2 separate regions of the Mus musculus genome follow, and region 1 is linked to region 2. Evidence: chromatin loops called from intact Hi-C (ENCODE). Cell type or tissue: left cerebral cortex. All regions are shown on one strand. Links, peaks and the distances in the headings refer to the core of each region. The heading gives the core; the rest is flanking DNA. Region 1 overlaps Dst (dystonin). Region 2 overlaps Dst (dystonin).

The links. A loop is a pair of places that touch in the nucleus more often than their neighbours do. Peaks named below come from ENCODE experiments on the same cell type or tissue, not always from the same donor. Only the 100,000 strongest peaks of a DNase experiment are listed, where the experiment ranks them.
Region 1: a loop joins it to region 2, with 8 times the contacts of the local background. A loop is called at or near these places in 17 of 42 quality-filtered maps.

The regions. Positions count from the first base shown.
Region 1 is chr1:34,162,880-34,167,272 of GRCm38, forward strand. Dst (dystonin) reads left to right here. Exons shown (of 103, transcript NM_001276764.1): 17 at 130-592; 18 at 747-875; 19 at 1,018-1,095; 20 at 1,197-1,358; 21 at 1,448-1,552; 22 at 2,179-2,274; 23 at 3,301-3,426; 24 at 4,063-4,212. Gm26788 (predicted gene, 26788) reads right to left here. Exons shown (of 3, transcript NR_165804.1): 3 at 2,966-4,216. Among named protein-coding and RNA genes, the nearest start is that of Gm26788, 13 kb to the right of the region's middle. In left cerebral cortex, for the core only: a CTCF peak has its summit at 1,968 (motif pointing left); a DNase peak (open chromatin) is centred at 1,957; H3K27ac peaks cover 685 bases.
Region 2 is chr1:34,058,869-34,063,261 of GRCm38, forward strand. All of the region lies in intron 4 of Dst (dystonin), which reads left to right. Among named protein-coding and RNA genes, the nearest start is that of Mir6896, 56 kb to the right of the region's middle. In left cerebral cortex, for the core only: a CTCF peak has its summit at 2,436; DNase peaks (open chromatin) are centred at 486, 1,749 and 2,445; H3K4me3 peaks cover 304 bases; H3K27ac peaks cover 564 bases.

The sequences.
Region 1 (4,393 bases), core at 274-4,273, 100 kb after region 2:
TAGAGTCTTGCAGCGGCAGTACATGACTGATGGATGCCATTGCAGAGCCAGCACTGATACACTGGCTAAAGCCAGCAGTTTGCATTAGTCTTTTCTGTCCCACCTCACATGCCTCTGTGTTCTTCCCAGGGTTGCAAAGCTGCGTGATGAGATTATGGCCTTAAGGAACGAATGTTCTTCGGTGTACAGCAAAGGACGCATGCTGACCACGGAACAGACCAAGCTCATGATATCAGGAATCACTCAAAGCTTAAACTCAGGATTTGCACAAACCTTACACCCCAGCCTGAACTCAGGGCTAACCCAGAGTTTAACCCCTTCCTTGACGTCTTCTAGCGTGACTTCTGGCTTGTCGTCCGGGATGACTTCCCGCCTGACACCATCAGTTACTCCGGTGTATGCACCTGGGTTCCCTTCAGTTGTAGCTCCAAACTTCAGTTTAGGGGTAGAGCCAAATTCATTACAGACTCTGAAGCTAATGCAGATCCGAAAGCCCCTTCTCAAGTCGTCTTTGCTGGATCAGAACTTGACAGAAGAGGAAGTCAATATGAAATTTGTTCAAGATCTCTTGAACTGGGTTGATGAGATGCAGGTAATGTTTATCTCAGTTGTCCAGTCTTATTCTTGAAACAACAACTACTACTTTCTTCTTCTTTCTTCTCCTCCTCCTCCTTTTCTTCCTTTTCCTCTTCCTTCTCCTCTTCCTCCTCCTCCTTCTTCTGTAAATCATTATTTTACTCTTTTAGGTGCAGCTGGACCGCACTGAATGGGGCTCAGATTTGCCAAGTGTTGAAAGCCATTTAGAAAACCATAAAAATGTTCACCGAGCCATTGAAGAATTTGAATCCAGCCTTAAGGAAGCTAAAATTAGTGAGGTATATGAATTTTTGTGCTTTTAAATATTTTATTGTATTTTGATACTATTTTCTTTTTACTTAAAGACCCTGTAACTCAGTAATTAGTATTAGTCAGAACTTAGCGTCCCTAACTCCCCATGCCTTTGCTTCCATATTTTAGATTCAGATGACAGCGCCTCTGAAACTCTCTTACACAGATAAGTTGCACAGATTAGAGAGTCAGTACGCTAAACTCTTGGTAAGTATTTTCTTTTTCTTTTTAATTTGTTTGCTTTAAGTGTTCTGTTTTATGCCTGTTGCGAAAGGATCTGACTCTTACAATGGGTTTTCCTTAAAAAGAATACATCCAGAAATCAGGAGCGACATCTCGATACACTCCACAACTTTGTAACCCGCGCAACTAACGAGCTTATCTGGTTGAATGAAAAGGAGGAGTCGGAAGTTGCTTATGATTGGAGTGAGAGAAACAGCAGTGTCGCCCGGAAGAAAAGCTACCACGCGGTGAGTCGGCTGCGCTTGGCTCAGGTGCCAGCGCTGGACCTGAAGAGCTTGCCGTATTTCTGATACGCTTCCTGATGCTTCCTCGCTAGGAGCTGATGCGGGAGCTGGAGCAGAAGGAGGAGAGCATTAAAGCTGTTCAGGAGATCGCAGAGCAGCTGCTTCTGGAAAACCACCCAGCCCGCTTGACCATCGAGGTAAGAAAGGTCGAGGCGTGGGCTGATGCATCAGCAACCATAAACCTTGCCCGCTAGTTCAAAACAAAACAAAACACTTCTGAGTGCTTACTACAGTGTGGCTCGAAAATAACTGTCCCAACAAGTCATGCTGATCTTCTCTTCACCATCTCTTAGGATAAAGGTAGCAGGTTATTTTTAGGACCCATGGAGCTCCTTGTGGGTAAATTCATCTGATGGTGTTCTGTGTACTTACCATGTGTAACAAGCAGAAATGTAGCTTAGTTTGAGGGAGCAAATAATATTATGTGTTGCTAGATCCCCAGAGGCAGCTAAGTGTACATCTGTAGGAACACGTGCCTGACCACAGGACAGGAGCAGTGTGACATTCGCTAGATCAGGCTTTAGACATCCTTAATGCACACAGAGCGCCCCCTCCTGGGAGGCCAGGAATTGCACCTTCTACATAAACAGGTTTCACAATTCATGAATTAGATGTGCTTTCTACAGTATTTTTTCTTTATGAAAGATAAATACGCTGCATTAAATAAGAAGCCCTCAAATAGATGAGTGTTTTAAATATTATTATATATTAAATGTAATAATTCCAATGATCTGCCCAGCTTTCACTGTGTCTCCTCCCTCAGGCGTACAGAGCGGCCATGCAGACACAGTGGAGCTGGATCCTACAGCTGTGCCAGTGCGTGGAGCAGCACATTCAGGAGAACTCTGCCTATTTCGAGGTACGTCGGTAGAGTCACAGCGTGAACACACAGCATTGCTGTTTGGGCCGAGGTGCAGAACTACCACAAAGAAACAATGTGCAGAGCACACGGGGAGTAAGCCAGTACGTTCTTTTCAGGACCTAAGTGCTGCTGTCTCATCCTAGAGGGGAAACTCTGGCCTTTAAGGAAGAAATCCTATGGCTGGATGATGGCTTTAGTTGGCAAAGTGTTTGCACTGAGTTCATTTCCCAGAAACTATACTTATGAAAAAATAAAGTGAGTGGAAGATCCTGAGACTTGCTGGCCAGCCAGCCTAGACAAATAATGAGACATTTATTAATAATTAGTTATACTTGTTATTTGATAATACTTATTAATATAATTAATCAATATAATATGTTTATATATTTGTAATATACATATATAATATAGTATAATGTATTATATATGATAAATAGAAATATAATATGGATAGAAGTATAATAATAAAAATTATTATTATTTTATAATAATGGATAATAATAATTATTATATAGGCTCAGTGAGAGAGCCTATCTCAAAGAAACAGGGTGGAGAGAAATGAAGAAGCCTCCAGTTGTTGACCTCTGATTTGCACACACACAAATACTGCACAAAAAAGATCACTCTAAAAATTTGTTCAATATTAAGGAAAAATATATACTATAGAGTCAACCACATAAAGACTTCATTTTTTCCTTTAGAAATTTTAATATATTGTATGAAATTCCACCCCTACTTAAAAGATTGATTGAACCCTAAAGGAAAACAGACTTTTGATCAAAATAATATAAAGCCCAAACATAATGCATAATATACATGTACATTTTGCATAATTAATATTCATCTGTAGCCACCCAAGTTAAAGATTAGTTTGAGCTTCAGAAAGGATGTTGCTGTTGTTGCTTTGTGCTTTGGTTCTGTCCTGGCTTGTCAGCGGCGCACAGAGGGCCTGGCACCAGATTTGACAGCTCTGCGCTTTACTGGCATTGAGTGTACCACAGCTGCCAAGTTTTCTCTCTTTAGTTTTTCAATGATGCCAAAGAAGCCACTGATTACCTAAGGAATCTGAAAGATGCCATCCAGCGCAAGTACAGCTGTGACAGGTCCAGCAGCATTCACAAACTGGAAGACCTTGTCCAGGAGTCCATGGTAAGGATGCAGAAACTCTGGGCTTTGTCATACAAACAACAGGGTAGATTAGTGTTTTGTTCTATGTTTCTATGTTCTATGTTACATACAGATTTGTACTTCAGACACACAGCTGACTCATTCAACTGAGACTTTGGCTTGGGTAGTTTTTGATGATGTTTAAACTGCTTTAGCAGTGATGTGTGTGGTCAGTTTTCATTTCTGGAGATATAACAATGGACAAAGCAAGCAGGAATCACCCTGTCTTGTGGTGCCTAGATATTAAAGGGTAGCAACACAGTCATACATTAAATAAACAAAATGCTTGTAGACTGTTACATTGTAGTAACAGCAACAAGGAAACAAAATAACCGTAGACTGGTACATAGTAGTAACACAAGGGAAACAACACCATAGACTGGTACATAGTAGTAACAGCAACAAGGAAACAAAATAACCATAGACTGGTACATAGTAGTAACGGAAACAAAATAACCAGAAAAAAGGAAGGAAGAGGGCTTCAAGAGGGATGGGAGATGTGGAAGGTGTCCCCAGTAGTCAGGGCATTCTTCAGTGATGATGGTTTGTGTGAGGCCCTGTGGGATGGGAAGTTTGAATCATTAATTTTCAAGTCCCGCCGTGTTTGCTACCTAGGAGGAAAAGGAGGAGCTCCTGCAGTACCGGAGTGTGGTGGCAGGGCTGATGGGGCGAGCGAAGACAGTGGTGCAGCTGAAGCCGAGGAATCCTGACAACCCACTCAAGACGTCCATCCCCATCAAAGCCATCTGCGACTACAGACAGATTGAGGTACCTGTAATTCTCAAAGCAGACTGGATATTAAATGACGTCATAACGCTTTCTAGCCAGAAGGCATTTCTCTGTCTCATAAGATATATATATATTATTATATATATAATAATTCTAAAGATCGAGTGTGGAGGAAGATGAATTGATGGTGACCTCAGCTTTCCTTTCTTCCATTTAAAAC
Region 2 (4,393 bases), core at 130-4,129:
GAGTTTTCCCACAGAGTCTGGCCTGTGACAGTCACATAGAAAGTCTGTCCATGTTTGATGAAAGACAAACTTTAGAAGGCTTGGGATACGTGATAGGTAGGAGTCAGCGCCTGCCTTCTGCCTGGCTTTTATTACATCGCCCTCAGGATTCAGAACTGACCATGTTTGTACACCCAACCTGGGGATTGTTTTTTCTTCTCACAGGGTTGTCCAGCGTTTTAATTTCTTATCTGTATGTTCGCAGCTATCCTGGGAAGTGTGTGGCTTATGGTCCATAGGTTGCACGTGCTTACATCTTTGTGGCACCTGTTCTGGTGTCTTTCTGTTGAAGGTAGTGTCCAGGCTTAGCTTTCTCCTGCAGTGACTTTTATCTTCTCCAGTGTAGGTTTGAAGAAAGCAGTGGCGGTTTCTTGTTATGAGCTCTTAGAGCCCACGTATGTCGGAACTCTAGCCTACTCTAAAGCACGGAATCGGTGGGAGCTGGGTGTGGTGGCACGAGTCTGCAGTCAGGCTCCGCAGGAGGTGGAGGCTCAGGAGCTTTAGAGTCCAGCGATTCTGGATAATACCGGGAATCGAGGAGGAAACGCCCGAAGAGAAAAGGAAGGAGGCAGGAGACTCAGGGTTGAAAATCCCATCAAAGACAGCATTTCCTATAGGGCCTGTCTCAGGGTTTCTATCACTGTGACCCAAAAGAAACTGCAGAGGAAGGAGTTTATTTGGCTTGCACTCCCACATTGTAGTCTACCCCTGAAGGAAGTCAGGACAGGAACTCAAACAGCACAGGAACCTGTAGGCAGGAACTCATGCAGAGACCATGGAGGGGTGCTGCTTACTGCCTTGTTCACCAATGAATGGCTTGCTCATCCTGCTTGCTTACAGGACCCAAGGCCCAGGGATGTCAGCACCCATAATGGGCTGGCCTCTCCCACATCAATCACTAATTAAACAGAGTTCTACAGGCTAGCCCAATCTTAGAGAGGCATTTTCTTATGGGAAGTTCCTTCCTCTCCAGTGAAGGTCAGCTGAGTCTGGACGCTACCTCATAGCTTATGTCAAGTTGATATAAGTCTAGCCAGAACAGGCAGGGCCTTTTTTATAAGCATGACAGATGGTCCTGTGAACAGTTAAATGTTTAAAGTTAGAAGCCTTTCTCTTTTTTTTTTTTTCCATTTTTTATTAGGTATTTAACTCATTTACATTTCCAATGCTATACCAAAAGTCCCCCATATCCACCCACCCCCACTCCCCTGCCCACCCACTCCCCCTTTTTGGCCCTGGTATTCCCCTGTACTGGGGCATATAAAGTTTAGAAGCCTTTCTCTTATAGTAAGAAGTGGGCCTTCTGAAGACCTCTGCTGATGTAGCTACTTAGGTATAGATGGTCATGGACCAGTGTTCTGATTATGAAGTTAGTGGTTTTTTTTTTCTTTTTTTCTTTTCAGTCCTTCTCCCTATTGTCTTTCCTCTTCTTTTCGTCTTCCTTTCCCCAGAAACCTCTGCATGTCCTCTCTCTGCTTGGTAGCATGGTCATTGCTGGGAATGCAAAGATAAAAACATAAAACAGGGCCATTGCTGTTAATTGTTCTGAGCGTGGTCTATTTGCTGGACTCCTCAGCTGAGAACTGACCCTGCAGCCTGGGAGGGCAGGCTGCTGTTGCCATGGGAACATAGGACGTTGTTTTGCTTAGTCTGGAGAATGATCTGCAATAGCTTCGGTTTTGAATGAGAGTTTATTATGTAAGTAAAAGAATAAACGGGGGTAGCTGACTGCAGAACACTGCCAAAGCATGCACTCAAAACACTCAGCAAGAGATTCCCCTGGGAAGCCTCCCTGGGGCAGTGAGCGCTGGGCGTGCCCTCCAGTGAGTGTCCCAGTAAGAGCAGCAGAGAGATAACATCAGACTGGGCACTTAGCATCATCCATCAGTAAACTCACTAGGGAAGTTGTGGTCAGCCAGACTGCCTACTGAAGAGATTCCCGCAAATGAACTCCCCACCCCCTTCTTGTTCTGACTGCAGGTGTTATTATATTATGGGATAAACAATAGTAACCTCTGCTGGGAATGGTTACATTTTGGCTGTTTTTAAGGGTCTAAGTTTTTAACACCCTTAGCTGTGTTTCTTTCTAGTTACAGAGTTAGGGACCCTCTAAGAGCTTTCTATTGACAGGGATTTTGGAGGTCGGGAGGGACTCCTTACTCCCAGGTTCACTTTTAAGAGGCTTACACAAGCACGTGACATTTTGCCAATATAATGCACATACGAGGAGTCCAACGGTGTGTGATGGGGACCAGACTAACCAGAATACTGAGAGTAATTAAAGGAAATGGAACCAAAGGGCACCTGCCAGACACACTAACAAATGGTATTTGTGCTGAAGGGTTGTCCAGGGGACCTCTTGGAGGAGGTGCTCCGGCAGGGCTTGTGGTAACTGACTTGCAGTTCTCCCTTCAGCCACTTGGGAGCATAGAAACACTGGGTAGTGAAACTGACTGAGACCTGAGCAGGTGGAGGACATCTCCCAACAGTCAGACAGCTTCTGCCTTAAAGGTGTGTGTGTGTGTGTGTGTGTGTGTGTGTGTGTGTGTGTGTGTGTGTGTGTGTGTGTGTGTGTGTGTGTGCTGTCTGTCTACAGAAGGTTTTGCCTATAAAAGAAGGGTGCTCAGGAACATGTAGGTCCCCCCCCCCCTTCTGGGAAACTTAATTCTTCTTATTCTGTAGTAATAACTGGACTATAATTACTGCTGTGCTGAGTTGTATATTAATCTGTTTGTAGTGTTGTTTTATTAGCGGACACTCTTCCAAGCTAGCTAACAAAAGCCACTCTGAGCCTTAGGTAACCACATACTATACCTTAAACACATTTATTCAGCCGTAGGAAATGTAGGTGATGAGGTGAGTTCCTTGTGAGGCCAGACCACCATTCCTTGATGGAAATGGCCATTTATTTACAAAAGCTTTGAGCTTTTTCCCTCTCCCCATTCAGTCAGATATGCATGCCTCCCTCCCCTTCCTGTTCTCTCTCCCACCCTGCCTTGATTCATTCATGAAAGAAAAAAATATACCTAGGAAATGTTGGGCTGGATCAAGGCAGACAGAAGGGCTTTGAAATGCCAGTTATTGTATTTCCCACACAATCTGGAGCTTGCACTTATTTATGTGTCTGTGGACATTTGGTAATATGTAATGGACTTTGGAATGTGCAACCTCACTATGAACAGCAAGTCCCCAAGATAAACACTAGAAACCTCCTTCTTCCAGGTCTGTCTCTGTGTTGTTCATGGTTCCATTCACAGTAGCTGTTAAAATATGTGCTCGTTGTTTTATTGAATGAATTCAGTAGAACTCCTAGGACAGAGAAGTCTCACATTAAAAAACCCCTAATCTTAGAAAGTATATAATGAGAACAAGGTCAGGGGAAAACCTTGTGTAATCACATAGCAACTAGGAAAGAAACAAACAAAAAACCTATCTATCTATCTATCTATCTATCTATCTATCTAAATAGATAAATAGATAAATAGATAGATAGAGGAGTAGAAGGAGAGGTGGAGGAAGGAGTTTTAGTTTTAAGGAAATATATAGTCATCAGAGTGGCAGAAACGCTTACAGCGTCCTGGCCTTCAGCCTCCACGGACTGTGTTCACGGGGTAGGGACCAGCACCTGCTGGGATCTGGGATCTGGGATCTGGGATCTGGGATCTGGGATCTGGGAGAGCTGCCCGTGAAATTCACCTTTGCTTTGTTGTTCTCTGAGCTTGGGGAAGGCAAGCAAGTAACTTACGAGGTTTTGGCCAAAAGCAAAGGCCAGACTTACCAGTCAGTTTCTGTGCATGATCATTCAAAAGCAATGGTGACCTGAGTGGTCAGCTCATGAAGACAGATTAACCCTTGGTCTGAGTTGTCAAAGGGAGCTCCAGGCACCTGGCATTTCAGAGGTCGTGTAGCAGGTTTTAATATTCACCAGAACTGAGAAACCCCCACTATGCCTTCTCACTCGGCTTCTCACGTTGCTGGGATGGCACTCATGAGCCGCATCACCTGGCTTCTTTTTTGTTGACAGTAAACTTTGTTAGCTTGCATCGAGAAATACATTAAAGAGCGAGAATACATTCGTCACCTCTCTGTATCTTTGTCTGTAGCTTGTGTTTACTGGACTGTCTGTTGTCTGCGTGTTCTGTGTGCCTGTGCCTGTCTGTATGCTGTCTGATGTCTGTCTCTGTCTGTGTCCAACAAAAGGCTGTGCTCTGTTTGTATTGAACAGCTCAGAAACTGTGGCGTGGGAAGGGAGCAAGGAATTCTTTACAGAAATCCTTAAACAGACTTTTACAAGGAAAGACATTTTTCTGAGCCCAACTGACCCTAAAGCAACACAATGGAGCCTACGTTATCA